Linked DNA regions of Homo sapiens: regions 2, 3 and 4 are each linked to region 1. A link is a loop called in an ENCODE intact Hi-C map of the cell type or tissue named here. Cell type or tissue: mammary epithelial cell. All regions are shown on one strand. Region 1 has its middle 80 kb from the start of GPRIN3. Region 2 has its middle 130 kb from the start of GPRIN3. Region 3 has its middle 49 kb from the start of TIGD2. Region 4 overlaps LOC105377329 (a long non-coding RNA gene).

Region 1 (8,000 bases):
GAAGCAAGAACCTTCTTCACATGGCAGCAGGGAAGAGAAGTGCAAGCAGGGGAAATGCCAGATGCTTATAAGACCATCAGATCTCGTGAGAACTCACTATCACAAGAACAGCATGGGGAAACTGCCCCCATGATCCAATCACCTCCCTCCCTCAACAGGGGGATTATAGGTCGCTCCCTTGACATATGGGGATTACAATTTGAGATGAGATTTGGGTGGGGACACATAGTCAAATCATATCAATTATCTTATTATGCTTCACAATAACCTACAATGTAAACATTATTATTATTGTCGTGCCTGTTTTATGGATGTCGAGCCAAAATGCAGATTGGAGCATATAGTGAGTAAATGGTGGCACCAAGACTCAAACCACTCAAGCCTGGTGTCATCATCCAGGCACCTAACTAGGCACTGCATTGTTGCACACTAACATGCTGATAAAAACAAAAGTGATTATCAGGATGTTAAATACTACTTGAATAAAACCTAATGGTTTTCTCCTTGTGACCTACCTGATACATTCTCCTATTGACCGTTACAATGTTTTAGTAACTCAATGTTTCGGTAACTCAGAGAATTATTTGATGTCACTAATATAGTAACAACTTTCCCTAAATCAAAGTCAGAATATAAAAAGGGGAACAATTACTTTTAGAGAGTAAATAAGGATCACTCAAATATATTTCCTCTAAATAATATATAAAGTGGCAGAAAAGGAAAAAAAACAGACTAAGCCATCAAAATATCCACTCATTCTCTATGCAAACCTCATATTCACATTAACAAAAATTTTGTCATGACTGCATAAAACATAGGAAAACACTAAGAAATGATGTAACGATATAAAGAGAAAAGCTATAAAATTATTTGCCCTTTTCTTGGGAAAAGAAAACAACATATGGGTGTATGAAGGCATTTTATGTTCAATCTGAAGTACAGTTGTACAAATTAAAGGCTATGTATTGTCTCGTGTAGCAAATGAGATTGCAGCAAATGACATTGCTTTCTACCCTCACTAGTGTTTTAATAATTAAGTTAAATTTTTATAAACGTTATACATGCAATTCATAAAATATATGAACAAGCCTTGAGCATATTTGAAAATAATTCATAAAATTATTGGAAAGTATAAATAAATGTTTAATTTTACCACCAGGCTCCTTGATGAAAGAACTGAGACCTAATACAATTTCCTTTTTCCCTCGAAGGTGAACCGCTCATTTAAAGATACTAATCTTAGTAACATTGGCCCAAGGTAGGGCTTTAAAGTAATTATGAATTTAAAGATGATGCAATCATTTCATTTTGTGACAATTTTTTATCTATTTTCAAAGGAGGCACATTGCAACAAAACAGGAGCCAGCAACACATCTGACACAGGTGAAGAAGGAAGGCTTGATTGCGGTCATCACTTCACAATGTATATGTATATCAAAACATGTTGTGCACCCTTAAGCCATACAATTTTTATTTGTTAATTATATCTCAATAAAGCTAGGGAGAAATTTTTAAAAATAAATGTTTTTATAAAGGAAGGAAAGGAAGTCACAAACACAACGCATTAGTACTCTTTGGGAAAAGTATCAGAAACACTAAAGAAATAAGCACTGACACAGATGATTTGCTAGATAACTGGTCAATTTAGGAAAAACAAGAACAGATCATATCTCCTTCTGAAAACTTTCCAGGGCATAATAACCAGCTCTGCCTATATTTGGGAGAATTTTTCTACATTAGGTCAAATGTCAACCTGAATCTGAATCCTAGAACCCAAAATGGATTCAAACAAAATGAAATCAGAAGAACCACTCTTTTACTCAACAGACATATATTACGCACCTGCACCCAACATGTATTAGAAATTTGAGTGACCCTCAGCCTTACCCTGCAGAGGCTCCCAGATACATAAACCACTAAACACAGCAATATGAGAAGGGCCATGTTAGAGCCATTATCAGTTACTTTAGGAGCCCAGAAGTTGAGCACTGGCCCTGCCTATAAAGTTCAATCATGAAGATAAAGAATGGAAATAAAAGAACACCGTACACACTGTCTGTGTGTATATTTGCACTCCTGTATATTTATAGTTTCTTGTATTATAATGTCATAAGTTATTTGTCACTGGACACATAATACCCACCACATAGGTAAATTTTTACTAATGTAATTTTTTTAGGTCACATAATTGATTAGATGTGATACTTTTAAGCGGACTGTAACATGAAAAATCACTGTGTGAATGAACACTGAAAAGAAAAACTTTTATGTATTATATTATATATATATATACAATATGAGGAGATGATACAGTATGATATATGACATGGAGAGATGAACCTTCATTATTCAGAACCCCTAAATCATGTCTGGAACCAGTAGTTGAGGAAGATACATCTGATTCAAAATAATTTTTAAGAGTGCTTTTTTGTTCCTACAAAACATATAAGGCCCACTGTTTCCTTTTGTTTTTACCTGTTGTGTTTGTGATCTATGGAACATATATATAACAAAGAATGCCAAATATCAGTTCAGAAAAAAAAATGGCCTACCAGTGTTCAATGTTTCCTAATACAAAAACAATAAATCACATTATATTCTTCAGTGAAAAAGTCATGTGAATCAACACAAAATTGGTCTAAAACAGGAATCTACTTCTCACGTGCTCACCTTGGGTGCCCTCTAACTTGGTTTGCCTTGAAGTGCTCAGTATCCTCACACCCCCATACTAGGAACTACAGTGTAGAAGGAGTGTTCTCACATAGCCATCAGGAATTTGGTATGTCAGTATTTGAGGCAGATGCAATTTAGTGATTGCACTCTTGTGACAGCAGATACCAATTCATTAGCAGCCCTGTTCAGACAACAGGGCTCCTCACTGTCCACGTCTTGCCTGGTTATTGATGAACATTAAAGAAGCAACAGGAATGAATAAGAAATTATGCCATTGGTCTAAATCTATCTAATGCATCCTTTCAAGTTCTTGAGAGACAACACATTTATTTTTCCAACCTTGTCCTACATGGTCAAAAGTTGTACAGTTCTGTTCATAATGCTTATCTGTGTTTAGTGCATGTCTTAGTCATGGAAACAGGCAAGGTTATGGTGGCCTGGGTTTTCTTTTTTAGTCTCTACTATACTCTTGGGATATTGAAGAGTCTTCAAAACCAAAATTATCCCAGTTTAATTTAAAAGAGCCAGAGAGAAATCCTCTTTTCACAATTTGACTATTCAACCTATAGATTTCAGAGGGTTTCTATCCCCCTAACATGAATAGGAGTAATATTAAAATCTTCTAAGCCCACACGCTGCCTATAATATAAGCTGACACCTTTAAAGTGTTAGCGTTTGTAGCCATCAACACCACTCCTTGATGTCGCCTGCACCTGGCACACCATTCCTATACGTCCCTCCAGTAGAGACAGGCAGAAACTACATCCCATTTATGAACTAGCACTAGAAATTGTATAGCATCCTTTCTGAGATACTCCATTAGTCAAGGCAGTTACAAGCCCTGCCTAGATTCAAGGGGAGAAAACAAACCCCACTGAGAAGTGTGTCAATCGCCTTGTAAGGAAATCATGTGAGTTTGATAACCATATTGGTGCCGCCATCTTTAGAACATAAAATCTGTGCTCTGTCGTACCCTTCCTCCAAAGGTAAGGCGGGCCCAGTTCTTAGACATATAATGACCTTTCTCTCCTGGTTCAGTTGGAACCAAAGACTTACTTTACTCAGCTGTAGTATCAGTAATTAATAACTTTACATCATTCGTGAAAGTTCAGCTAGAAATGAATAATATTTAAATTAAGAATGCACTACGTAAGACTTTGTAATAAACTGTCTAATTGGAAGTTTATTGCGAGGTTAAGTCTCTTAAACTAACTTCCCTAATGAAACGGAAAAATTTTTTTAATAATTTGGCAAAAATAAATATTGAATCCTAAATTTAAATAAGAGAAGGAAACAGTAATTAATTGAAATCATTTATACCACATCGTTATCTAAAACCTGGCTGTTGGTAAGAATGGCATAACATTCCATTTTAATTTTTAAATATAAAGTTAATTAACAGATTTCTGGACTATGGACTTTAATAAATTATCAGTAATCACTAACAAAATAATTATTTGAATAATAAATGCCTTCTAGGTGTTTGAAGTTCCTCAAGCTGGTGGAGGGGAAAAGGAGTTTCCTCATATATTTCTTAAATCTCTTAGTTTTCCACCTTCAAACGTCTGTATTTTTTCTCTTTTGCAAGAAACTTTCAATTAAGCAACCATAACTTCAAGCCTTTGTCTAAATCATATTAAATTCTGAACAGACACGTTCCAACATGATCGTTGATCAAACTTGAGAGCAGGGAAGCAAAAAGAAAATCTACGTAGATACATCTTCATTTCTGTACCCTGTATGAAAAAAAAATGTAGTTACAATATCGCCAAGGTCTTCTCTGGAATTTGAGACCTCAGTAAAAGCCTTTTCCGTATCCATGGATTAAAGAAAAAGAGAGTGAACTGCCCTACCCTAAGCGTTGGAACCTGGAGTTAGCCTTGCCAGGGCAGTGAAACCCAAGGAATGAAGCCACGGGTTGCATGAGAAAAACCAAGCTGTGACTGCCCTCTGCTGGAAAGGTCTGGATGACCTGTCTCTGAAACTCTTGGTAGGCCCTAGAGGTAGTTCCCCTCCACTCTCCCTCCTGCCAACTGTGAACAAAAGTTCTCTGAAAAGGAATTTGAAGGAAAGAGACTTTATTCCAGTGAACAGTTTGCTAACTGGTGAGACACAGCCTTAGGTGTAAAACAAAGGTGGTTCCAGAGAACAAAGAAAGAGTGTGGGTTTTATAGCAAAAGCTTCAGCCCAGCTTCCCGAGCAGGTCCTTTTATGTAAACAAAGGATTCAAACTTCCTTATTGCTGATTGGCTGACACAGCTGAGTTCTGATTGATTGATAGAGCCAAGCTGTGACTGGTTGGTTCAGGTGAGCTCTGAAAGTCCCAAAGTTAAAAAAGTGTGGCTTTTTGTGCATCTCAGAGTATGTGTGTGAACTTTAGTCAGCACATAGCTCCTTGGTCTATTTTAAATAGCCACTTGGGATCCATTCTGAAGGACTGACTCTTTCAAGTTCACATTTGTTCACACAACTAAGCCCATAAATGCCCCATCAGCTAGTTGCTACAACCTCCACCCTGTCTGCTCCAGCCTGCCACCATGCTAGATCTTTCTTCTCCTTAGGTCTGTACTGTGACTTCTTAATTAGTAGTAAGTAAGCCGTGGGTCTTTGCTTTCCCCATTAATTGCCAAGGTGACATTCTGCCACAAGCCTGAGACATCTGTCTCTTCACCAATTCCACCCAAAAAAACTGAAGTATTTTATCTTTAGAGATGAGATGGGCAAAATAGGCTACAAGCATAGCTGACTGCTGTACAATCCACTCATGCCTCTGAGTTATCTTCTTTAACACACAGCTATTCTAGAATGGAATAGAAAGGTCTATGCCCTACAAGAGACCCATGCGTGAATCGTAATGTGTATGCTAACTAAAATAACATATTTCTAAAGAACTTAATTATAATTGCATAATTGTAATTACTTTTGTCCTAGATTAACATATTTGAAAAAATAAATTATTTACATAATTCAAAAACCTTGAGCTCTTACCCGTCTGTGGATTTGAATGACCATACATCATGATTTAAGCCAAAATTTATCTGATTTATCACGCTTATCTGTACAATTATCAGCTACCTCCTTAATTATATTTCACATAGCCACCTCTGACAATCCCTGGGGAGTTACACAAATGCCCACAAAACAGTAAAATTGTATTCTTCCCCTCCTCGCTTTTAGATGGTTTCTGCTGTTTGCAAATCCATCATAAATACCATTACCACAGCTCCAGGTACTTTCTGGGGATTGCCTGCCAATCCCATGAAGTTGTCTCCCTGACTTTCCAATGCCTAAAGACCCTTGAGCTAGTGAACCCTATAGTTTTACTGCACTTAAGCTAAACTCAATTCAGCACATAAGGAAAAATAATGGTGTCTCTAGGTAAGGATCAGAGAAAGCCCATAAACCTTGGTGAAACTGAGAGCTAAACCTCCTCTTAACCTCTCTATCTTATAGTCTCTGCTGCCCCAAACTCATCCTGCCTTTATTATCTGGAGAGCAAAAGGAGAAAAAATCTTTCCCCCTCCAAATTCTGTTCTCCCATGCACATTACCTATTAATTCACTGATAGATCAGCTCTCTTGGTAAACCAGTTTATTCAACGGAGTAGATGGAGGGAAAGGTAATAAAAGAAAGTCTTGGTGGTGATCAAATTTGAGAACCCTGAGCTATGTTGTGTTTAAGCCCCTCTACAGGACTTTTTTTTCTTGATGATAAAACTTCTGACATCAATTTGCTCGCCAGGAATGTGAAAGTTTTTCTTATCTAACTTTCCTGGAGTACTTTCTCCCTATCACCATTCCTACCACTACCACTTCCAACCAATCCAATACTTATTCTCAATTTTTCCTCCCTTGCTCTGTCTAATAAGCATTATATATCTTATCTATGAAGTACAGTCTGTCTCTAGGTAGCTCTATACTGCAGGGATTTTTTTTTTCAGCTCGCGAGACTAATTTTTGTGTTTTATTGTCTAAACTCTTTTTATTTTTCCTACTCTCAGATGTCACCAAACAGCAATTTAAGAGTTTGATGTTGATAAGCCTCTTTATATATTAAAAAGATAATAATATTTATAACTTATTGAGTGCTTTAAAGATATCATCTTATATTATGTCATACTGTGATCAATACATTCCTATCCTCATTTAGAGAATTTTTTTAACAGTGATTTATTCTTTAAAAAAAAATCAATAAGATGACAGAGCAAGGACTCAAAACCAAATCTGTTTGTTTTCAAGTCCATACCCCTACATTTCTGCTCAGTAAAAGTTGAGAATAAGGAAGGAAACAAAAAGAGGCCTCTGCAACCAAAATAAATGTCACAAAGTCCATGTGCTAAAGCTCATTAACTTATCCCAGAGGGAATCCCTCAGACTCATAATCAGAGCCTATTCAGTCTAATCCTTGTCACAATTCTAGATTACCTGTTTTCTACATCTGTGTCAGATAGGAAACAGCATGTTGAAAGCACTGAAAATAACAAGAGATGTAATTAACATATTTGGCGTAAGGAAGAGACATGAAAGCTACAAAAATTAGTCTCACAAAGTGAAAAAAAAATCTGCAGGATAGACCTACCTAGAGGCAAATACCTCTACACTCTAGTATCAAATGAGTGCAAGAGTTGATTTTCATAAATCCTAAGAACATCTTTTTGTTGTTCTTATACCCCACTTACGATAACTCCATTAAATCTTCCAAAAGACAAGAATCAGCAGCCCTGTGTTCCCATTTGTAATCTTTTCTTTCTTAAAGATAACTTTCTGCTTTAAATATCATAGTACCATTGTTGGAAAACAATTGTTTTTGCCCAACATGAAAACTTAATTTAGGAAGACACTCAGGATTTTATGTTAAAGACTCCATACAGTATAAATCCATTTTTTATAAAGCTCAAAAAGAAGCAAAACAAAACAATGTGTTATTTAGGAATACATGGTGGAAACAATTTTTTAAATGCAAAGGAATAATGACCTTAAAATTTGACCTAGTGCTGGCTGGGCGTGGTGGCTCATGCCTGTAATCCCAGCACTTTGGGAGGTCAAGGCTGGCGGATCACCTGAGGTCAGGAGTTTGAGACCAGCTTGACCAACATGGAGAAATCTCTACTAAAAATACAAAATCAGCCAGGCGTGGTGGCGCATGCCTGTAGTCCCAGCTACTTGGGAGGCTGAGACAGGAGAATTGCTTGAACGCAGGAGGCAGAGGTTGCGGTGAGCTGAGATCGTGCCATTGCACTCCAGCAATGGCAATAAGAGCAAAATTCCATCTCCAAAAAAAAAAAAAAATTGAAATAGCACTTCCATCCTGGAGGTAAAAAGGAGATA
Region 2 (8,000 bases), 210 kb before region 1:
ACCACCGCTTCCCCAGCACTGCCAAGGACAAAGCAAGGACACCCAGAGTAGATTGCTTTGCTTCCCTCTTCCTTTCCGTGGTTTTTAAGCCTCAGCATCAGAAGGACTTTCTACTCCTTCCTGTCTGATGGGGCCTCATAACTGTCTTTCAATTTACAAATGTCTTATAGTAAAACACTATGATATGAATCATATATAGGTGTCTTGATTATATGAAAGGAAATTATTATACTCCAAGAAAACTTTCCTTTCTCTAAAAGTTACGATATCCAAGGCAATTGTTTTTCTGAGTGCTCAAAAAATGTCTAATTTGACATTCAAAGCTGAGCAGTGACTTCTCTATGTTAGGTTCTGTCTATTCTCACCCTGAAACAATCGAAGCCTACTCAATGGATACAGAGACCCAGGACAGTATAATTTATATAACTTATAACAATTAATAATTAATATACAAAAATTAATATAACTTATGGGGAATAAAATAGATGATTTATTTTGAAAATATTCCTGTTATGGAGACACAAATCAAAGTCACACTATGCGACTGGGTGCAGTGGCTCACGCCTGTAATTCCAGCACTTTGGGAGGCCAAGGCGGACGGATCACTTGAGGTCAGGAGTTCAAGACCAGCCTGGCCAACATGGTGAAACCCGGTCTCTACTAAAAATATGAAAATTAGCCAGGCATGGTGGCAGGCACCTGTAATCCCAGGTACTTGGGAGGCTGAGGCAGGAGAATTGCTTGAACCTGGGAGGTGGAGGTTGCAGTGAGCGGAGATCAGGCCACTGCATTCCAGCCTGGGCGACAGAGCAAGACTCTGTCTCAAAAAAAAAAAAAAAAAAAGGAAGTCACACTACATGATCAGGAAATGTAAATCCTTCCTCCCAGTTGTGATAACAAAAATGTTTCCAGATATTGTCAAAATAGCCCAGTTGAGAACCATTGTTTTAGGTCTGAGGATAAATGTCACACCTCAGGGGTGTTTTCTGATATCCCCACCATCACTCACACCCTTGTGCTGTCCTGTCATAGCATGCATCCAAAATCATAATAAAAATTACCTGGGGCCGGGCGCGGTGGCTCATGCCTGTAATCCCAGCACTTTGGGAGGCCGAGGCAGGCAGATTATGAGGTCAGGAGATCGAGACCATCCTGGCTAACATGGTGAAATCCCGTCTCTACTAAAAATACAAAAAATTAGCCGGACTACACACCTGTAGTCCCAGCTACTCAGGAGGCTGAGGCAGGAGAATCACTTGAACCCGGGAGGTGGAGGTTGCAGTGAGCCGAGATCACACCATTGCACTCCAGCCTGGGCAACAGAGTGAGACTCCATCTCAATATATATATATATATATATATATATATATTTGGGGAGATTATTTGTTTACTTTTGGTCTTTTCCACTAGATTGTAAATTTATTGAAGGCAGAAACTACATCTGGGTTTTCCTTTCTTTTCTTTTTTGAATTACTATTTATTAGACAGATTCTCTCAATAAAAGCAATTATGCTTTAATATTTGTGAGCAAATAAATATTTGTTAAATAAATGAGAGTTCACTAAAGAAAAAGATACAAAAATATCATATCTAGCAGTTACAAATCTGAACTTGCCATCTTCTCCTATTTTGAGAATAACACTTAATTGTTAAGGGGCAGAGACGAAAACAAAAGGAAAGAAAAAGGAGGATGAAAGGAAGGAAAAGAGGAAAGGACCAAAAGCAAGCACCCCAGTGAAGTGTGGGGTTTTTCTCACAGGCCCAGGGAACTCTGTGGTGCAGAATAAACAGCACTATGGAGGAGGGAACCATAGCAGTCCTGCATCTAGGCGTGAATATGGCTGCATACTGAAACAGACGTGTTTGAGAGTCCAACTTTCCTAAGGTTGGAACTCTTTTGAATCAAATGTGAGACTTTCCCCAGGCTCCTCCTGCCTTCCTTGTTCCTGACACAGCTACTTTCTGGGAAGTCTTGAAATGTCCCTTAGCATTTCCAACTTTCCTCTAGCTTCTCCCTAAATGTAAAAACTGATTAAGCAATGGCTGACATCATCATACTGTCCTGGAAAATTTGTATTATTTTCTAGAGATGTATGTAGAATCGCTCTGGATGGCTCAGAATAGCAAGAGATGTTGCAGAATGTGCCCAAAAGGTACAATAGCATCTGTAGCAGCCATGCAACAGTTTCTAGTCAACAAATGATGCTGAGCTCTTGGTGTTTTTGTTTGTTTTGTTTTTTAAGTCATTTTAAAATGACAAATGTAATGCTCAATGCAGAGAACTTTGGACATATATGCAATAGAAATAAAGCAGAATAAAATCACCTATTAAATAAATCCAGCGATAACTACTCATTTTTGCGGGTGTGAGCTGTACTTTTATTAGATATTTTTATTACAGTTGTCTAAATATTGCTTAGAAACCCTTTTTTACTTGCTCTCAGATTTCTGCTCTTATTGGTATCAAATTTGAAACATTTATTTATAATTATTTATTGTTATTTAATTATACAATGATGCCTAATGACTAAGTCCCTGGCAGATCAGGGCTGATAAAAAATGCAAACACTCTCTTTATGGCAGCTTAAAATAGTCTAAAGAGTCATTATGACATTTTAATAATGTTTATTCTCAAATACAGTGGTATTGAATTAAACATTTAAAAAGATTCAGAAACAAACAAGAAATCCCAAAGAGCTTTCCTCAGAAGCTAATTTCAGTTCTGCTAACTCAGGCAAAAGATGGTAATTTCTTCAATCGTTTTAAATTCTGCAGTCATGGATTAGAAAAGTTCCCACATGTGTACTCTCATATCTAATATTTCCTAACTCTCTCATCCCCACCTCACCAGCTGCACACAATTGCCACATAAAATTATATTCTTCTTTCATTTACCTAAGACACTGTACATTGTTAATAAAATTGTCATAATAGAAAAACTGAAGCATCCTTAAGTAGTCACCTGTAATACCTTTCTGATTTACAAACTGGAGACCTTATGTAGTTAATTAACCTGGAATAGCTGCCAAACATTTTCTTTGATTGTGAATAACATAGGATCAACTCAACTTGATCTCTATTAGAAAGCACTCAGGCTCCTAAAAGAACCATAGTTTGCATCAACAAATAATTCCTCCTTGAGCTAACTCCAAATAATTTGACAGTAGGACATTATTTAATTTTTAAGGACTAAAAAGGTCTGTTAACCTTGTTTTTACAGTTCAATATTTTAAACAATATGTGTTGCTGTTGTCATTTTTAAATACACTCTTTTCATCATATTTGAGACTTCTGTAACCAAAGGTTTATTTGGTTACGATTTTCTCTTTCCCCTTTTCTCTATTTCAAAATGAACAGCTACTTTGTATCTTATGTAGCTTGTAGCATGAAATTCCACATATGAGTAATTATTTCCCTCCTGCAGGTATTAAAAAGAAATGTTAATCATAATTAAAAGATTACTGGCTTCATTTCCATAAGGCATTCACTCTAAGCAGTTAATTACAGAAGTGAACTCATCATGCATGTGCTTTTAAGTCCCATTTATAAGAAACTGAGCACAGCAAAAATTAGGTATGATAAAATCTTTGTAAAGCAATGCTTTATGTACTTATTCTTTTGCAAGCGCATTTACCCAAACCATCTTATGCAAATTTTGTTCTCAGCCATTAGATTGCTGACTTTTCTTTTTGTCCACTAGAGGTCTGCCATTCCTAACTTGAAAACATGCTGGCCTTTGAGAGTTAGTATACTAAGATCTGGAGCCTGCCTGAATATATCCATCATCTATCTTTCTATTCTTTCATTCACTGATTCATTAATTCACTCAACATTTATTCATCACTGCTGTGTGCCAGTCATGGTGCTACTTACAAAGGACGAGGGGATTGTCAGTTTCTTGCATCTGCCCTATCTTACTACGTTTTGTGCTGCAACAATAGAATACCTAAGACTGGGTGATTTATAAAGAAGAGAAATTTATTTCTTACAGGAGGCTGGAATGCCCAACATCGAGGGGCTTGCATCTGGTGATGGCCTCTTGCTATGAGGAGGTAGGAAAGGACAAACTCATCCTTTTATCAGGAACCCACTCTCGTGATAACCCACTCCAACGATAACAGCATTAATACATTCATAAGGGCAGAACCCTTGTGACCTATTCATCTCTTTAAAGTCTCAGCTCTCAACACTGTGGCACTGGGGATTAAGTTTCCAATACATGAACTTTGGGGGATGCATTCGTACCACAGCCTGCATCTTTCTCTATGTTTCCTTGTATATAAGGCTCTCTACTTCCTCTTACCTGCCCAGGCCCTTGTTCTATCAGGTATCTCTGAACCTCTCTGTATATCTTCATTTTTTGCTTCTCTTATTTGTCTTCCCCACTTGCTCATTAAGCCTTCCATCCTAATATCTTTCTTCCCTCTGATCTTCCTCTGGCTATTACTCTAAGTCTTGCCGCTGCTTCACAGATCATTCTTAACAGGGTTATCAGTGTTTCCACTCTCATCTCCCATTGCTCCTCTCACTGCAATTGGACTCCATGGAAGCTGCCTTAGTAAAACAATTGCCTGCTTGACGCCTTCTTTCTTTCTCGCCACACTGAATCACTTACTGAGTCCTGAGGACCTACCGCCTTAACAATTCCAGCATCTGACCATTTTCCTCCCTGCCTCACCTTCATCCAGGCCCTAATCATTTCTCATTAAATTACACCCATTACTCCCAACTGGCCTCACTGGCAACAACATATTCTCTACCCTCTGCCACAGTGATCTTACTACAGCATAAATCTAAACAAGTCCTCACCCTGCTGAGACCCTTTGATCACTCTGAGCCTTCAGAGAAAGCCCAGATCTCCCCTAAAGGACAAGAGCAGCCAGAGTCACAGGCCACTGCTGATCTCTCCCTTCCCCCAGACCTTTAGCCACACCAGGCCTCCCACTTGTCCCTGCTCGCTGGATTACTGTGGATTTGTGCACGTATTCTTTTCTCTGTGTGGGATTTCATCCTTTAGAGCAGCAGTCCCCAACTTTTTGGCACCAGAGACTGGTTTCTTGGAAGATAGTTTTTTCACTAATGGGGGTGGGGGTAAAATGGTATGGTTTGGGGGTGAAACAGGTCCACCTCAGATCATCAGGCATTAGATTCTCATAAGCAGCATGCAACCTAGATCCCTCACATGTGCAGTTCATAATAGGGTTCGCACCCCTATGAGAATCTAATGCAGCTGCTGATCTGACAGGAGGCGGAGCTGAGGCGGTAATGCTCACTGGCCTGCCGCTCACCTCCTGCTGTGCCACCTGGTTCCTAACAGGCCAGGGTCTATGGCACAGGGTTGGGGACCCCTGCTCTAGAGTACTTTCCTAAAGGGTCCATGAATAATAAATACTTAATCCTCATATGTCTAGAAGTGGCTGTATTTTATTCTCCCTTTTGAATGATAACTTCAATGGGAATAGAATGCTAGCCTGGAAGCTGTTTTTCTACTCTCCTTTGAAGATAAGAGTCAAATGTTTTCTAGCAGTATCGTTGCCTGCGAGAATTCTGTTATTATTCCTTGTAGATAACCTATTTCTTCTGTACTTGGTTTTTCAATTTTCACTTTTTTAAATTGTTCTGAAGTTTCATCCTTATGTATGCATGTAATTTGTATTTAGTTTTGCTGATTAGAAAGCATTGTGATTTTTAAGTCTGAGGAACTCTAGTCATTTTATTCTGGAAAAATTTGAGCTATCACCTTTCCTTAATTTTTTTCTCTTTTCTCCTCCTTTTACTCCAATGCTATCTTACCCATCCCTTACTCTCCCATTCCATGTTTTCGTCTCTTCATCACTCACTCTGATACATTCTGAGTAAGCATCTCAACTCTATCTTCCAATGCACTTGCATTTTCCTTTCCTATTTCTATTTTATTGCTTTAACTCACCTCTCCAATAAGTCTTCCTGAAACCTAAACCTGAATTAAGGTATTTTCTTCTGGGTCAACATAGTTCCATGTACAGGCTAAGACACATTATATGTTATATTGTATTTTATTGACCTGCTTATTTAACTACCTGCTCTATCTCTCCCATTTTAAACTTTCTGTTTTTTGAGGACAGGATATCTTTATATCCTCTGCATTTAATCCTGTCCCTGGAACATATGGGTAGTCTGTAAACAATGAAGGAGTAAAGTTTCTCACCTTCAGCCTCAATTTGCACCTATTTCTGGTGCTTTTTTTTTTAAAAAAAAAAAGTTGGAATCTCACTCTGTTGCCCAGGCTGGAGTGCAGTGGTGCGATCTCGGCTCACTGCAACTTCTGCCTCCTGAGTTCAAGCAATTCTCCTGTCTCAGCCTCCCAGGTAGCTGGGATTACAGGCATGTGCCACCATGCCCAGGTAATTTTTGTATTTTCAGTAGAGACTGGGTGTCACCATGTTGGTCAGGCTAGTCTCAAACTCCTGACCTCAGGTGATCTGCCCACCTTGGCCTCCCAAAGTGCTGAGATTACAGGCATGAGCCACTGCGCCCAGGCTTCTGGTGCTATTAATATGCTATTTTCACTCTATATTTACTTATACTCACACTTCTTCCCCAATAGATTCTGTGAAGGCAAGGACTATATTTATTTTGTGCACTACTCTTATCCCCAGTTCTTAGTACATAAGAAACACCCAAAACCTGTGCCTCCTTGATGATGTGCCTCTCATTACCTTGAGGAATACCCAAAGAGTGGCCTGTGATTTGAAGATATTTGAAATATTATTAGTATGGGGGAGTCACTGAAGGATCTCCATTTTAAAACATAATCTTCCTCTAACTCTTCCCTGACTGCTGATAGGTTAGGTCTCAGTTTTATATTTTCAGCAATTCTCTCCATACCAACCACGTGGACTGACTTTTCATCTCTCTGGGTTTGCCGACAGCAAATTAACATTCTAAATATCTGAGATATACTAATTTTAACCAAAAGGAACAAATTTCAAAAGAGGAAAAATATAGATATTATTAGGGGACATCACTTCACTTCCATGTCTAATGTTTTCTTCTATATGATGGGATGTTTATTGGAGTAACACCACTGACCTCTCCCCATGCCCTCATCACACACTTCTCTATCCCGCCCCAATTGCTCCACCTCCCCCAACTCCAAGAAACAAAACAATGAGTGGTGAATATATGCAGGTGAAAAATGCATGGACAGCACAGTTTCTTTCTCTTTCCTATTCCTGGGAGGGGAAATTCTGCTCTGCCTATTCTGCTTTTGTTGGAAGATATGTCATCGGTCAGTGCTGTTCTGTAGACACATGTATCTATTTGGGGCAGAGGTTCAGTATTAGATAACTGACTTGCTTACAGAAATAAGTATGTCTTTCTACCAGTCCTTTCAGTATTAAGGTGATATTAATATTTTGTGCTCTGCCTGCTGAAACTTAGTTTTGTCTATAAATTGGTTTAAACCTCGGCCAGGCAGGAAGGAGCTATTTATTGGTGCTTTCTCAAAGACACCAGCACATTTCAGCAGAAGGTAGTAGTTCATGTTATGGTGACCCCATGCACTCTTTTACGTCACGGACATAAAATAGCAATGGATCCTGTTTTTTTTTTTTCTTTCTTTGTTGGAGAAAGGGTCTTCCTCTGTTGCCCAGGCTGGAGTCCAATGGTATGATCATGGCTCCCTACAGCCTCAACCTCCTAGGCTCAAGTGATCCTCCCACTTCCAGAATACCCTCCAGAGTAGCTGGGACTACAGGCACGTGCCACAATGCCTGGCTATTTTTCTTTTTTTGTAGAGACAGAGGTCTCACTATGTTGCCCAGGCTGGTCTTGAACTCCTGGACTCAAGCGATCTGTACACCTTGGCCTCCCAAAGTGCTGGGATTACAGACATGAGCTACCAAACCTGGCCTAATTCACTTATTAAACAAATATCTTTTGAGCATCTATATTGTGCTAGACCCTGGCAGTATGTCATTGGACAAAATGGTCAAAATCTCTGTCATCATGAAACTCAC
Region 3 (8,000 bases), 68 kb after region 1:
TGTAGTCCCAGCTACTTGGGAGGCTGAAGCAGGAGGATCGCTTGAGCCCAGGAGGCAGAGGTTGCAGTGAGCCGAGGTCGCACCACTGCACTCCAGCCTGGGTGACAGAAGGAGACCTTGTCTCAAAAAAAAAAAAAAAAAAGGGGGTAGCCAGCCCCCAAATAGCCACAATGAGCTCCATCTCCTGGCATTTTCTTGTGTAGTCCCCTCCTGCATTATACCAGGGTTGGTCTGTGTGACCCATATGATATGGCAAAAGTGATAGTATGTGTGGTAGACTGGATAATAGCTCCCCAAATATGTCCATATCTTAATCCCCACATCCTAAGCCTGTGAATATGTTGAATATCACATTACATGGCAAAACGGATTTTTCCAATGTGACTAATTTAAGAATTTTTGTAATAGGGAGATTATCCTGGATTATCTGGGTGGGCACAATGTAATTCAAAGGATCCTTAAAAGATGGAATAAAGTCAGAGTGAGAGAGATTTAAAAGTGCTATGCTGATGGCTTTGAAGGTAGAGAAAGGAGCTACAAGCCAAAAAAAAAAAAAATGCAGATGTCCTCTGGAAGTGCAAAAATGCAAGGAGCCTCTGGATTCTCTCCTGAATTCTCTAAAAGGAACACAGTCCTGTCAACACCTTGATTTCAGCACAGTGAAACCCATTCTGGACTTAGGAGCTTCAGAACTATAAGATAATATATTCATGCTGTTTAAGTTACTAAGTTAGTGCTATTTGTCACAGCAGCAAAAGGAAACAAATACAGTATGTTACTTCCAATATTAGGTCATAAAAGACCATAGCTTCTATCTTGGGCTCTTTGTTTCTGTCTTTTGCATTGCTCATTCTGGGGAAAGCGAGCTGTAAAGTAATAAGGAAACCCAAGCAGCCGAAGGAGAGGCCCCTATGGCAAGGAACTGAAGCCTACTAACACATGAGAGAGCTTGGAAGCAGTTCTTGAGCTCCAGTGGAACTTCAGACGACTACAGCCCTGACAGGTTGACTGCAACTGCGTACAAGATCCTAAACCAGAACCACCCAACTAAGCTGATCCTGGATTCCTGATGCAACGGAAACTCTAAGATAATATTAATATTTGTTGCTTTAAGCTGCTAAATTTCAAGGTAATCTGCAACACAGCAATAGCTAACTAATACAATATCCTTGTGTAGTCTCCACCGACACAGAATCAGGCTGGCCTATGTGACAAGTGGAATCCTGAAGAAGTGACAGTATAAGACTTCTTAAGATAGGTCCTAAAAATTATTGCAGCTTCTGCTTTAAACTGTTGGATCATTCACTCTGGAGAAAAGCAGCTGACATGTCATGAGCACACTCAGGCAGCCCTGTAGAGCAAGCAACTTGTCAGTCATGTGAGAGAGTCACGTTGGAAGTATACCCTCCAGCTCAAGTCATGCCCTTGACAATTTCAGCCCTTCAGCCTTCAAATCATCCAGCTGAGGCCCCAGACCTTATAGAGCAGAGACAGACCCTGCCAACTGTGCTCTCTTTGAATGCTTGACCCGCTGAAACTGTGAGATAATAAATAATTATTATCGTTTTCACTCATTTTGTTTTGAGTGATTTGTTATGCAGCAATAACTAATACAAATGCATTAATATTTAGTATCTTCTAATTGCAGTTTAGAAAAATATTTTTTCATATTCATAATATAGGTATGTTAGTACCTTCTCAAAATGATGATTGACGTGTGTATAAAACTATGTCAACACTTCTTTTCCTCTGATCAGAATTTCTGTCAATATTGTATAAAGCAAATATCAGAAAGAATTTGTGAAAACAAACAAAACAGATTAATGTTGCAGGGTATATAGCAGACTGAACACTTGGTAGGAAAGTGGATTGTGTTTTGGATATATGGCAGCTTTATTTTTTATAGTTACAACAAATAAGGTCAGAAATTTCTCTTGTTTACAACTAAGCTCAGCTTGCTCATACATCTTTTATTTGGTTGGATGTGGGAAGGAGATGCAGAAAATGACTCATTGAACTTGCCAATTAAAGGCAATGTAGTCACTTTCTGCATAACTCTTAACCTCTTGGGAACTCAGTTAGTCCATTCAAACTCCAAACTTCATATCTGGACAACATCATCTCTTACTTGTCCTCCCCTTCCATTGTTCTCCCCAGAAAGGGGTTTAGATCTAGGGAGAATACGTAATACGTGTGTGGGTGCCCATCTAATATCTGCATTGGCATGTCATCTTTGCTGGCCCTTCTCTAAGCTGGAGCTTGTCCCACCTCATCTTGGGAGGTCTCTGTCTTGACTATGTTGGCTGCTGAAGCACCTAAGGCTGATGTGGCCATAGACTATTCTCTTGCACCCTCAGTTCATGGTCTCCCCCTTTTCCCCACTCCCCAACCCTTGTTCTTTCCCTTGTCTCATACTGGGGCTCTAATCTGCTGAAAATTTACCATATTATCAAATCACCGTGCAATCTCACAATAGCATCCACTCTCTTCCTGAAAACAAGGACCTTCTGGAAGGCACAGAGGCTCTCAATTCTCAGACCTTCTTCGCACCTCCAAATAAACTGGAAATTTTCTTATTTGTCTTCTACACACTCAGGAGCAGAAGGGTACTTTCAGTGGGGTGGTCAGTTTGCTCAGGGAGGCTTCTCTCCTCCAGCTAGTCTGTCAGAGTGAGGCAGAATTTTATGGTAGCTTCTTGCTTAAATGAAGAGAACAGCAACTCCTTGTCTAGCCAGGGAAAATCATTTTCCCATATTTCAGATGTTCTACCTGGCCAATTAAGTATAGCAGGCCTAATTATCAAGTTATTCTGCCACCTTGTAGGTAGAACTAATAACATAGGCAATTTGTACATCCATCCTATATGTATTTGATATGAAACAATGCTGGATAAATGTTTTTAAATGTCTTCTTATTCAAGCCTGCAAGTGTACGTAGAATGTTGCTTTATTATATACAGTAAAACATGTCTCCTCATATCTTCAACAAAGCAGCATGCCATACTACTTTGGCATACTTCATGGCAGTGTGTAATGTACCAGACAACACAGTGTTTATCACTGAGTTTTTCTCTTCCTGTCTTTGTTTGCCACTGCTCATTTCCTAGCAGTATGAAATAACAGTTAAAAACACAGCTTCTAGAGATAGATTATCTTTGATTCAAATTCTGACTTTGCCACTTATTAGCCATGAAGCCTTGGACGTGTTATTTAGCCTTTCTTTGTCATTTTTCATCTGTAAGTAAAATGAGGTTGTTGGTAATAGTATCTACCTCACTTAGTTGTAAGAAATTAAATGAAATTATATTAAAATCTTTAGAATGCTGGAAAACACTGAATAGTTGTTCGTTATCACTTTTCCCTTACTTTGTCTTTCCGTTCTGTATTAGTGAGCTCTGGATGCCATCACAAAATATCCCAGGTTTGGTAGCGTCAACAATAGAAATTTATTTCTCACAGTTCCAGAGACTAGGAGGTCCAAAATCAAGGTCAGGAAGGTAGGCTTTATTCTGATGCCTCTTCTCCTGGCTTGTATAGAGGTAGCCACCTTCTCACTGTGTACTCACATGACCTCTTCTCTGTGCACAAGGGAGAGAGAACTCTCTCTGGTGTCTCTATTTATAAGGGCTATGGGGCACCACCCTCGAGACCTCATCTAAAACAAATCACCTTCCAAAAGCCTCATCTCCAAATACTATCATATTGGGGGTTAAAGGCTTCAACATATAAATTTGGGGAGGTGGGTGGAGCTACAGACATTTAGCTTATAACACATTCCTCTCCCAAAACCCAATTTCTTCCTCTAACTCCCAAAACCCAATTTCTTCCTCGACCTTGACTTCCTATACCTTAAGTCAGAACTAGATCTACTAAGTGGATAGAAACACTCAGTAAATGTTATGTATGCCAAAATACTTGATTCAATGGAATGCTAGGTTACAGGTACATTTTGCTGAAAGATATCTGGACCAGTCATGCACTTGTACAGAGTTAGAAATAAAGAAGACCTTACAAACATTACCTATTCTACAAATAATGCTGGACAAAAACAGCATGACAAAACTCAATGGCTAAAAACAGTGTATTTATTGCTCATACATCTGGAATCAGCTGCAGTTCAGAGACTTAGGCTGGGTGATTCTTCTGGCCTCAACTGGCCTCTCCCATTTGTCTGGGTGTAGACTGACTATTGGTGGGGATCTCATTTTTCTAAGTTTTATCTGGCTTGGAGAATCCAGCTTATCTTAACAGGTCTCATACACCATGTATATGTCACATCCTTCCAGCAGACTAACTCAGGCATGTCCTCTCATGAGATGCAAATACAAGTAAGCTCAGTGCCCAGTCCTGAAAGCAGACAGCAAAAGGAAACACATTCTACTGGCCAGAGCAAGTCCCAAGAACAATTCAAATTCAAGAGATGGAGAAATAAACTGTGCCTTTTCATGGGAGGAATGAGGAATTAGAGCCATTTTGTAATCTGTTGCACCAACAATCCTTTAGTCAGCTCTACCACCCCTCCTTTCCTTTTTCAATTAAAACATCACAAATTTTAATTAGAGAGAGTATGGTATATATTGGGGGTGAAGTTTTATGTAATTCATAAATTACCCAAAGGGTAATTTATAAAAAGTCTTTCTTCATAAGAATTTTGGTGGTTGTTTTGGGGGGGGGGAGGTGGGAGGACTGTATTTAGAAAACATATTGAGGAATAGTTCTGAACATAATTTAATTTCTTTTTGTGTGTCTCAAACTGAGAAAATTGTTTATTAAATAGAAACATCTTATGTGTGCTATATATTGCACAGAAAAGAGGATATTAATATAAACTAGAAGGCTGAAAAATATCAAAATCTATTTTCTAAAAATGTATTACCTTATCTTAGTGTTTACACTTAGCATCCAGTTATGGCCAGGAATGAGGAAATTTGATTTTTGGAAATGAAACAATAATGTGCTGCCACCTTGTGTACAATGCCTGTAAGCACCATTATTTGTCATTGGCATCTCTAGAATACTAATCAGAAAAAAATACTGCAATGAAGGGAGACATTTTGTCCTTATGAAAGGCGGGGTTTCTTAATCTTTTGTGTGCTCATGGGACTCTTTGACAACGTATGGGCCTTTTTTCATAATAATGTTTTTAAATGCATAAAATAAAACACTAGATTTAGAAAGGAAACTATATTGAAATATAGTTATCAAGAGATTTAAAATGACAAATGTATTAGACTAATCCGTGTGTTTAATTAACATATCAGTAACAAAATGTGGTGGTTAATCTAATAACTACTATGATTTTGAGCTGATAGTGTATACATTTTTTGAGACATCTGCAACAACAATAATATGATATGAAAATGTATGTGACAGGCTGATACTATTGTGGTCTGTTGCCTATGCTGTATTCATAATTGAAGGAAATGTTTTATTACAGTTAGAAATTAGTGGAGAAAATTGGTCCTTTTTTGCCTATCTAAGTTCATGGGCCACTTGAATTCTGTCCATAGACCCCTGGAGCTCCAGAGACTGCAAAGTAATCATTCCTGACACTTAATGTAGATTATATTTGATCACTGAACAAAGAAAAACAACACATCAAAACTATCAAAATCAAATATTCATGGAAACCCTACAAATCCATGAAAATGTTCTTTGAATAACATGTTTTTGAAGAACAAAGCATTAATTTTTCTCTCATAAATATTACTTTTATACACCATAATGTAATGAACTATTGGATATTTCTGATATTTTTATATTATATATTATCAAGTATATGTCAACAAAATATATGTGTTGATGTGTTGTTTTATTTGATTTCTTAAGAAAATGTCTAAATTACCTGGATTTTAGCCCAAGATTTGTCTTTGGATGATTTAGTGACCTTGTACATTTCTTTCTTTTTCCTTCCCTTCTCCTTTTCTTTGCTATCTTTCTTCTTTCTTTCTTCTCTCTTTCTCTTTCTCTCCCTCTGTCTCTCTCTCTCTCTCTCCCTCCCTCTCTCTCTCTCACACATATACACACACACACACTTTATTTTATTATTCTTTCAACAAATATTGAATAAGAGATGAATATGTGCTGACATGTGTGCTAAGCTTTGTATAGTGGATAGTGCTCTCAGAAGCCTCGCAGTCAGTCATAATATATCATGGCCCAGGGGCAAATTCATCACACAGCCAAAGAAGATTCAGCTTCATTCCCATGGTCCGGGTATGTGTTCAGCTCCATCATAATGGGTCATAGCTTCCACAAGACCCTCCGGGTCAGAGACAGAACTGACGTAGGTTTCTGTCTATCCTCATGTGCTTGAGCTCATACTGTGGGTTACAGCTTGTTCTTGCTCTCCTCCACTTACCATCTGTCTTCCATTCCCTACTACCTGCTCGGCAGACTTCAAACTCTTAACATCAGACACAAGGGTGACATGTTTACGGAGACTGGTTTACCAGCTCCCAGCATTGCATAAAATTAAATCCCCGTAGCAAATATCTGATTATTACAGATATGTATATATTTTGTTTTATATATAATATATATTATATATTATATATTATATATTATATTATATATATTATATATTATATATTAATTAATATCTATTAATTAATATATAATATATAATTATATATTATATATTATATTATATATATTATTATATTAGATATATAATATAATATATAATATATAATATATATATTATTATATAATATATAATTATATATTACATATAATATATAATATATATTATATAATTATATATTACTACATAGGATATCTATATCCTAATGTAGTTATTAGACTAACCATTGGAGTTTATTTTATATAAAATACAATTATAGTATATTATTAACATAATATATACTTTTATATATAATACATATTAATATAATTATATATTATATATAATTTTGCTTTATATATAATTATATATATAAACAAACTCTAACGGTTAGTCAAATAACTACATTAGGATATATATGTGTATATATATATATATATATATATATATGTATATCCTAACGGCTCTGCTTCTCTGACTGAACCCTGACTGATACAAACACCCATCCATATTTACATACTACATTCTATAATGGCTAATTAATTTCCAATCCTTATCACTTAAGAAACCGATCACTGTACTTAGCCAGGCTACTAAAGGGATAGTCTCTGTGCTGATTCTATCTAGATCCCTCAAGCCCATCCCAGGATTTCTCGCGTGCCATATTGCACTTCTGTCCCACAACATCCACGCTGAAAGGTCTTCAGAAACAATAATCTGGTTTTCTCAGCCTGAGCCCTCTGTTCTTTTTTTTTTTTTTCAGTCTTGCTCTGTTGCCCAGGCTGGAGTGCAGTGGTGCAGTCTCGGCTCACTGCAGCCTCTGCCCCTGGGTTCCAGCGACTCTCCTGCCTCAGCCTCCTAGATAGCTGGGATTATAGGCGCATGCCTCCATACCCGGCTAATTTTTGGATTTTTAGTAGAGACGGAGTTTCGCCATGTTGCCTTCTGTTCTTTTACTCTCCTAGTCCGGCATTCTCTTGGGCATGATCAACATTCTCCTCAAGCTGCAGAGTTGAGAGGGACATTTGAAAATCTGCAAGAGTCACACTGGAGATGGAGCCACTCACTCCGTGGCCCTTTGACATTCTCCATGTGACACCATTAATCATGGCCTGGTAGCGCAAGCTTAGGAGTGCTCAGGCTCTTTACTGTTTAATTGCTTTATGTCCAGCATCACATGGGTCATACTAGTTCTTGTTGCTAGTCCAGATTGTCCCAAAAAACTGCACACTAGATCAAGTTATATTCATAAAATCCAGTACATAGCTTTAGAATAGTATTCAGTGGAAATATCTGCACAAGGGTATGCTACAGAATGTTAATGGGACATACTGTCTTGGAGTCAGGGCCATTCTCAAATTTACTCATACAGACATCAGGAGAGACTGACCCTTTTATTTTGTGTTATGAATGTATATTATTTTTAAAAAATAACT
Region 4 (8,000 bases), 340 kb before region 1:
TGGGCACAGGGAGGGGAACATCAAACACTGGGGCCTGTTGGCGGGGGGGCAAGGAGACGGATAGCATTAGGAGAAATATATAATGTAGATGATGGGTTGATGGGTGCAGCAAACCACCATGTCACATGTATATCTATGTAACAAACCTGGACATTCTGCACATGTACCCCAGAACTTAAAGTATAAAAAAAAAAAATTCTAATAGAATTATATGTGAGTTTAGCTAAGCTGAAAAATACAAGTCAGAATACAAAAGTCAATTGTGTTTCTATAAATTAGGCATAAACATTTGGAAATTAAATGTAAATAAAATGCCATCTATAATAGCATCAAAAATCATAAAATACTTAGGGATGAATTTAACAAAACATGTGAACTATTTGAATGCTAAAAATCACAAAACAATGATGAAAAAATTAAAGAACACCTAAGTAAATGGACAAAGGTATGTGCTCATAGGTAGGAAAAACCCAATACTGTTAAAAGATCAATTCTCTTCAATGTGATTTATCAATTTAATGCAATCCCAATAAAAATTTCAGCCTGATTTTTTTTGTAGACATTGATTAGATGACTATAAAATTTGTAGAGAAAAGCAAAGGACTTAGAATAGCCAAAATAATTTTGGAGAAACAAAGTTTGAGGACTCTCACCACCTGGTTTCAACACATCTTATAAAGCTATAATAATCAAGAGAATGTGGTATTGACATAAGGGCATATAGATTAATAGAACAGAATAAAGAGTCCAGAAATTCAACCTACATATCAATTGAATTTTGACAAAGGCCCAAGGTAATACAATAGAGAAAAGATAGTCTCTTCAATAAATGTTACTCCAACAATTGGTCCCCTATATGCAAAATCTTGAACATCAAACTTTACCAGATATCATATACAAAATTAACTCAACATGATCATACACCTAAATATAAAATCTAAAACTATAAAGCTTCTGAGAGAAAACATAGAAAAAATTGCTCACAACCATGGGCAAGGCAAAGCTTTCTTAGATATGATACAAAAAGCATGAGCCATAAAAGAAAAAAAATTGCTAAATTGGACTTGATTAAAATTAAGGACTACTGCTCTTTGGAAAGCATTGCCAAAAAAGTGAAAGACAAACTATAGACTGGAAGAAAAATTCACGAAACACATAAAGGACTTGTATCTAAAATATATTTTTAAAACTTTTAAAATTCAATTATAAGAAACAAAAAACACAATTTTTAAAGTGGGCAAATAATTTAAATAGACACTTCACCAAGAAAAGATACCAATGGCAGATAAGTGCATAACAGGATGCTCAATATCATTAAAAATAAGAGAAGTATAAATTAATACTGCAATGAGATACCACTATACACGTAATAGAAAATCGAGGATTTTTTAAAGGAATAATGAAAGAAAAAACTGACGATATCAAGGGCTAGTACAAATGTGGAGTAACTGAAACTCTCATATTGCTAGTGGTAATGCAAAATGGTACAACCACTATGGAAAAAAATATGATATATTTTTAAGTGAACTATACACGCATATTAGCCAGCTATCCCACTCCTAGATATTTACTTAAGTGAAATGAAAATATGTGTCTACAGAAAGAATATATGTAAATGTTGAGCCGGGCGTGTTGTCTCTCACCTGTAGTCCCAGCTACTCAGAAGGTTGAGGTGGGATGATCATTTGACCCTAGGAGTTTGAAGCTGCAGTGAGCTATGATCTGCCACTGCCTTTCAGCCTGGGCAACAAAGTGAGTCTCAAAGTGTTGTTTGTCTCAAAAAACAAACAACAACAACAAAAACCACTATACATGAATGTTTATAGTAGCTTTATCCATAATTGACAAAGACTAAAAACAACCCAAATGTCATCAACTGGTAAATGGATAAACAAATTGTTTCATGTTCACAAAATATAATACTACTTGGTAATAGATTGAACTACTGATACACAATGTGGATATGTTGCAAAAGCATTGTGCTAAGTGAAATAAGCCAGATTTTAAAAATTATATAGTGTAAACTGTAACTTATATAACATTCTAGAAGTGGCAAAACTAGACCACACCAATGGTTGCCAGAGGCAAGTATTAGGGGAAGAGACTGACTACAAAGTGGCACTAAGGAGAGTTTGGGGTGATGAAATGTGCTATATCTTCGTTGTAGTCTTGATTACAGGGCTACATGTCTTTGACCAGGATCATCAACTCTACACCTAAATGGGGTAAATTTTACTATCCATAAATCAGACCTCAATAAATCTGACCTAAAAAAAAAAAGAAAAAAGAAGATTACCTTATAAGAGTTAAATGTATAAAAACCACATGTATTGAATGAAATTAGCTATTTGCAGAACTATTTTAAAGAGAATGTCACCACAATTAATACTGGGAAGAAGTCCCAAAAACTCTAATAATAATGACTATAATGTATTAAACATCTACTATATGCCAGGTAGTTAATATCTGTTGTCTCTAATTTGCAGAAAAACCCTGAAAGGTAGATACTATTTTCAGAGATAATTGATTCTTAGCAGGGTTAAGTAACTTACATGAAATTATTCATTAGATAAGCAGCTGTTATATGTGTTTAATCCTAGATTTGCCTAAATTTATATTCCCTTTCCATGAAAATATTCTATGTTCTTTCCACTAAAAATAATGCTACTCTGAAAACAATTTTTGTTGTAGAAGACTCTGTGGTCTAATCAAAGTTTGTGATCTCCCTGAAGAAAGAATATGTTAACAGATTCTTTCTAGTATAAAGAATATGTTTCCTGGATAAAATATATGAATCTCAGAAAATGTTCAGAGAGACAAAATTAATTTGGTCATGCCTTTATTCAACTATCTTCAGGGTATGGAAATAATATGTCTAGTGTACAGGAGTTTTTCTTTCCCTAGGAAAGAGTTATTGTTGGTTTTGTTTTACTTTGTGTGTCTGATTTTGTGGTATGGAAGTATTTTGTCAAGTCTTAACAGTTCCTGGACAAAATGTCCCTAATCATATTTCATAATTCTTGCTTGCCATGGAATCAGCAGGTTTATAATTTGGTTTCCTAGATACCTTGAAAGCAGGAGGCGGTGACCTAGATAAAGGAAACGAGTGCTCTAGTCACTGGCTGTCACACATTTGATCATAAGTGAACAATTAGGATTCTGTTTGAGTCATCAATGGCTTGTGAAGTATTTGGTGAGTGAGGTTTTGAGGTGTCTACTCATCTGAGGCTACACTGATGACATAAAGTTTCTGCACCTACAAGGATGAGGGTCAGCATGTAGTAACAGAGATTTCATGTAAACAAGGCCCCACTGCAATGTTTTCTATGAAATCTGTGTGTAGGCTTAGAGCTACATCTTACTCTTCCACTGGTTCAAGTTGAATCTCTTATTTTATTGATGTTCTGCTTAATTATTATCTATTCATAGGGACAACATTCTTTCCAAGTAATCGGTGTTTAGCAACTAGAGGCAATCAAGTAGAATTCATGTCTCTGTCAAAGTGGGAGTCATTCAAATGAAATAAATCAGAAACATTAATCAATACAACTATGTATTTCTTGCCATCAATGAAGATTTTTAATACATCATCCAAGCTGACTGAAAAGTAGAACAAAAGTTGTGTTGCTTTTTTTTGTAATTTTTGAAAAGTACTGAGATACTGCGATTGCTAAGCAGGAGTGGGAACAGATCAAAGAAGACAGAGTGAATAAGGCCGAACTATAAAGAATAATCATACTATGTTAACAAACATAATAAAAGTCATTCAAGTCCAAGGCATATGTGCATTCTTAAGTGATGTGTAAGCATAAATAAAATGATTAGCAAAGTCAGTCTCATCAAAATGACTGGTACTATGTATGGAATTCCCATTACCCAAATGACAGAGAAAATCATAGGAGACCTGGAGTGAAGCCCTGGCTTTGCCACATAATCATTAGCCGTATGACTTTGGTTGTGTAGCTCAACCTCTCTGAGGGTCAGATTTTTTCATCTGTAAATGATGATGCAGTACTTATCATTCAGAGATTTTTAAGCATTAAAGAATATCATGCATATACCTATTTTGACAGAGTTAATACAGTTACGTTTCCTCCTGGGAATACAGCTAAATTATATTTTCCAGCCTCCCTTAGAGTTAAGCGGGGCCATAAGATTAAATTTTGGTCAATGAGGTATTGGAAATGATGAATGTCATTTTCAACAGAGGGTTCTAAAATGTCCTCCACAATCCAAGCTCAGCCTCCAACTTGATGGCTAGATAACTTTAGGACTTTGAAGAGTATCCTGGGACTCTGAAGAAGTATTCACCAGACTAGGTCGTTACATTACTGCACTCCCAGATGTCCTTCAATAGACTATGAAATGAACATAAGTAAATGATTTGGTTATAGTTGTATGGAGTGAATTTACACTGTCAAATACTACAGAAATGTTATTTTCTTTTTTCTGTTAACTAGTAGCTTCTGGACAGCATAACATTTAAAGGGAAATCTATTGTCAGAAAAACCAAACACCAATTTGATCTGATTTAATTCAGTTATTAATTTAACAACATTTATTGAACACTTATGTGCCAAGAACCATTATAGACACTGGAAATAGGATGATAAATTCAACATAGTTCCTGCCCTCATGTAGCAAATATTTCAGTGAATGAAACAGACAATAAATAAGGAATTTACACATGCACACACACACACATGCACACACACACAAACATGCACACATGCACACACACATTGGGTAATCAGCTCTATGAACAAAAATTCAACAGGCTTACACCTGTAATTCCAACACTTTGGGCAACTGAGGTGGGAGGATCACTTGAGGCCAGAAGTCCGAGACCAGTCTGGGAATGTAGCGAGACCCCCACCAATCTCTACCAAAAAAATTGAAATTAGCCAAGTGTGGTAGCATAAGCCTGTAGTCCCAGCTACTTGGGAGGCTGAGGCAGGATCTTTTCAGCCTTGGAGTTCGAGGCTGCACTGAGCTACGATCATGCCACTGTACTCTAGCCTGGGCAACAGAACAAGACCCTATCTCTTAAAAGAGAGAGAGAGAATACAGTATGATGAGGGACTATTTTAAAGAAGGAGTTCTGAGAAGTCTCCTTGAGAGGTTAACATCTGAACTGAAGTATCAATTGAGTGTGAGAATGAAATTCTCAACTCCAAGTAGAAATTGCAAATGTAAAGGCCTGAGTTAGAAACTTGCTGGCACATCTGAGGACTATCAGGGAGGTAAAAGTAAGCACAGACCAGAGAGCAAGAGATAGAGTGATAAGAAATGAGGCCACAGACTAAAACAGGGCCCAGATCATGTAGAAACAAGATCATAAAAAGGACTTTGGGTTTTATTTGAAATCTAATGGGAATGATAGAGCAGTTGAGACCAGAGAAATGACATGGCTTAACATTTTTTAAAGTACCCACTCTGGCTACTGTGAAAAGAACAGTCTATAGAGGATAAAAGCGGAAACAAGAATAGTCAGGAAGCTGCTGGGATAATCCACAGGGGAGGAGGTGCTGCCTGGGCTAGCATGGTAGTGCCGGAGGCAGTGCAGTGGAGGGTTTGGAATACATTGTAAAAATGCAACAGACAAGATTGCTCCTGTACTGGATATTGAATATGAGAAAAACAAGGAGGTCAACCAAGGCTCCAAGGTGTGATCTGAGAAATTGAGTAAAAGCTGGTACCATTTGTTGAGAGGGGGTAAACTGTTGAAAGGGCAGTTTTGGGGTGATCATAGGGAAGAGTCAAGGGGTTTGGATACGTTTTAGGGTCTTCAAGTTATGCCAGTAAAATACCATAGTTTACTCTTATATCCAATTGTCATTGTCTTCAGATTAAAAAGTTTTGAAAAGTTAGGTTCCTCCACACCAAAGACCTTTTTCCAGTAGCTCTGCAGGCATCCAGGAGAAGGCCTGCCTTTAGCACTGAAGTGGCTTTGAGGGTAGCTAGGATGTGAGTTCCTGTGTTGGACACCCCTTGTACTACACTTGACCTCCTCTTGGCTCAACTTTTATTCCAGCCTTTGCTTCAGCATCCAGATTTGTGCTGCTATGACCTGACACCTGCCTTACTATACTACCCTGGGCTTCCCTGAAGCCCTAGTGTGGGACACCTGTGGAATCCACGTGGGACAGACACATATGGACCTGGATGTGTGAAGAGAAGGAGCAATAGCTTCCTGATCTTCTAATGACCACAATGGTAATATGATCTTCAGCTCCATAGTTCCAGAGGCAGTCTCCTGATTTCCTAGCATCTGATGGTGCCAGAGGTAACAGCTCACTTGGGGAGTCAGTTCTATGATGTTTGGGGAATTAATCTAGTGGGTCTGAAACCCACTCCTCTAATGTCTTTAACAATTTGGTAAGCACCTACTTCTCTGTGTCAAATTCCTTTTTGCTTAAGATTTTAAGGCAGTAATTTTTTTTCTCTGAACTTTGGCTGATAAATGCAGATAATTCTAGTACTAGGTAAATATTACACTCCAAGAACCAGTATTTTCTGCACGCTGCATTGGGATCTTATCAGAATTGCTGGACATTTACACAACAGTTCCTTTCCAATAATCCCCAACCCAAAGGTAAGTCTGAGGACCGATGATTGCTAACAGAGCTCTGAAAAACAATCTTCCACAAACATCACCACAATCCCAGCCTCTGACACAACCTTGATTTCCCATCCTTGTGGTATCCACATTAAACATGCAAATACTGGAACTCTGTTTAAGACAGAAGGCTCCATATTCACTCCACAATTCAAAATACCTGATTTTAAGTTTCACTGAACAAGCAACTTAGCACATAATAAGCAGGTTTCCTAACCGGGGAAGAAAGTGTTAATACAGAGTGGGTCTTAAAGAGCAAGTTCCTTTAAGCATCAAATGTCTCCCCAGACCCTCGCCAAAAAAGGTCTATTGATTTGAAAAGAAAATCTGTTTGTTTGTATTACTCATGTTCTTATATTCTTAGCAAAATTTCTGGATATTAGTCCTTCTTAAAGATCCAATGTTATTACCATAAATTTCAATCATAATCTCAACTTCTAATGTAATAATTTTATCCTTAACACTTTTTTTTGGTCAATGTTTCAATGACTGTTACAGACTCTCCCTACAGTGACCTGACATACCAGATAATCAGACCTGCCAAATTCTCTGTAAATTGGAATCAGGAAGAGCTAAATGAGGCTCTGAGGCTCATTCCTTGTTAATCAAATCAAGTAAATAACTTCAGTGCTCAGGTGTCTTTAAAAAAAAAAAAAAGAACAAGTTTGGCTCATCAGAAGCTATTTTAGTTAATATTAGTATTTTTCATATCTTGAGCCATGATGGGTGGCTGTTAGGTTATTTCAAGGAATATGGCATGACTATGCACTAACTAGTATGCTTTGCACATATGGATACTATTAGTTTTAAATGTTTCAACTAATAAACTACAAACTGATCTAAAGAGTATCTGAATTCATAGCAAGGCTTGGTCGGTATATATTTTCTGAATAAATGGATACTAAATATACTACTACTATCATAGAGAGATGTTATGAGGCTTTTTTTTTATGTTAAGAGGGCCATAATACTCAGATATGTTAACAGATATTGTGCCAGAGGACAGTTTCCAAAAATGTTACTCATGAGTAATGTAAGAACACATACAAATTAAAAATAAGATGCTTAATCCTCTCTATTGGAAATAAAGAAATTTACCCCCCCTTCCCATTTTCTTAAGGCATTTATTTTAGAAAATTTGCAATTGTAAGTTCTTTCTCCTCTCTTTGAAATGAATATAAATCCTTTTGAAAACTCGATAGGCTTTTTGTCAACTTTATGCCTCAGGAATGTTTTTCTCAAAGACCTGGGAGCTATCTCTTTGAAATGTAAATATCAAGGGGCCACAGTGGCTCACGCCTGTAATCCCAGCACTTTGGGAGGCCGGGGCCAGCAGATCACTTGAGGTCAGGAGTTTGAGACCAGCCTGGCCAACAAGGTG

The links. Peaks named below come from ENCODE experiments on the same cell type or tissue, not always from the same donor. Only the 100,000 strongest peaks of a DNase experiment are listed, where the experiment ranks them.
Region 2: a loop joins it to region 1, with 18 times the contacts of the local background. A loop is called at or near these places in 103 of 110 quality-filtered maps.
Region 3: a loop joins it to region 1, with 2.5 times the contacts of the local background. A loop is called at or near these places in 21 of 110 quality-filtered maps.
Region 4: a loop joins it to region 1, with 2.4 times the contacts of the local background. A loop is called at or near these places in 2 of 110 quality-filtered maps.

What each region holds. Positions count from the first base shown.
Region 1 is chr4:89,223,771-89,231,770 of GRCh38, reverse strand. No RefSeq gene overlaps it. Among named protein-coding and RNA genes, the nearest start is that of GPRIN3, 80 kb to the left of the region's middle. In mammary epithelial cell, a CTCF peak has its summit at 4,625 (motif pointing left); a DNase peak (open chromatin) is centred at 4,620; H3K4me3 peaks cover 215 bases; H3K27ac peaks cover 458 bases.
Region 2 is chr4:89,430,269-89,438,268 of GRCh38, reverse strand. No RefSeq gene overlaps it. Among named protein-coding and RNA genes, the nearest start is that of GPRIN3, 130 kb to the right of the region's middle. In mammary epithelial cell, a CTCF peak has its summit at 3,698 (motif pointing right); no DNase peak of the experiment used is centred here.
Region 3 is chr4:89,156,055-89,164,054 of GRCh38, reverse strand. No RefSeq gene overlaps it. Among named protein-coding and RNA genes, the nearest start is that of TIGD2, 49 kb to the right of the region's middle. In mammary epithelial cell, a CTCF peak has its summit at 4,968 (motif pointing left); no DNase peak of the experiment used is centred here.
Region 4 is chr4:89,558,774-89,566,773 of GRCh38, reverse strand. All of the region lies in intron 1 of LOC105377329 (a long non-coding RNA gene), which reads right to left. Among named protein-coding and RNA genes, the nearest start is that of GPRIN3, 250 kb to the right of the region's middle. In mammary epithelial cell, no CTCF peak of the experiment used is centred here; a DNase peak (open chromatin) is centred at 3,113.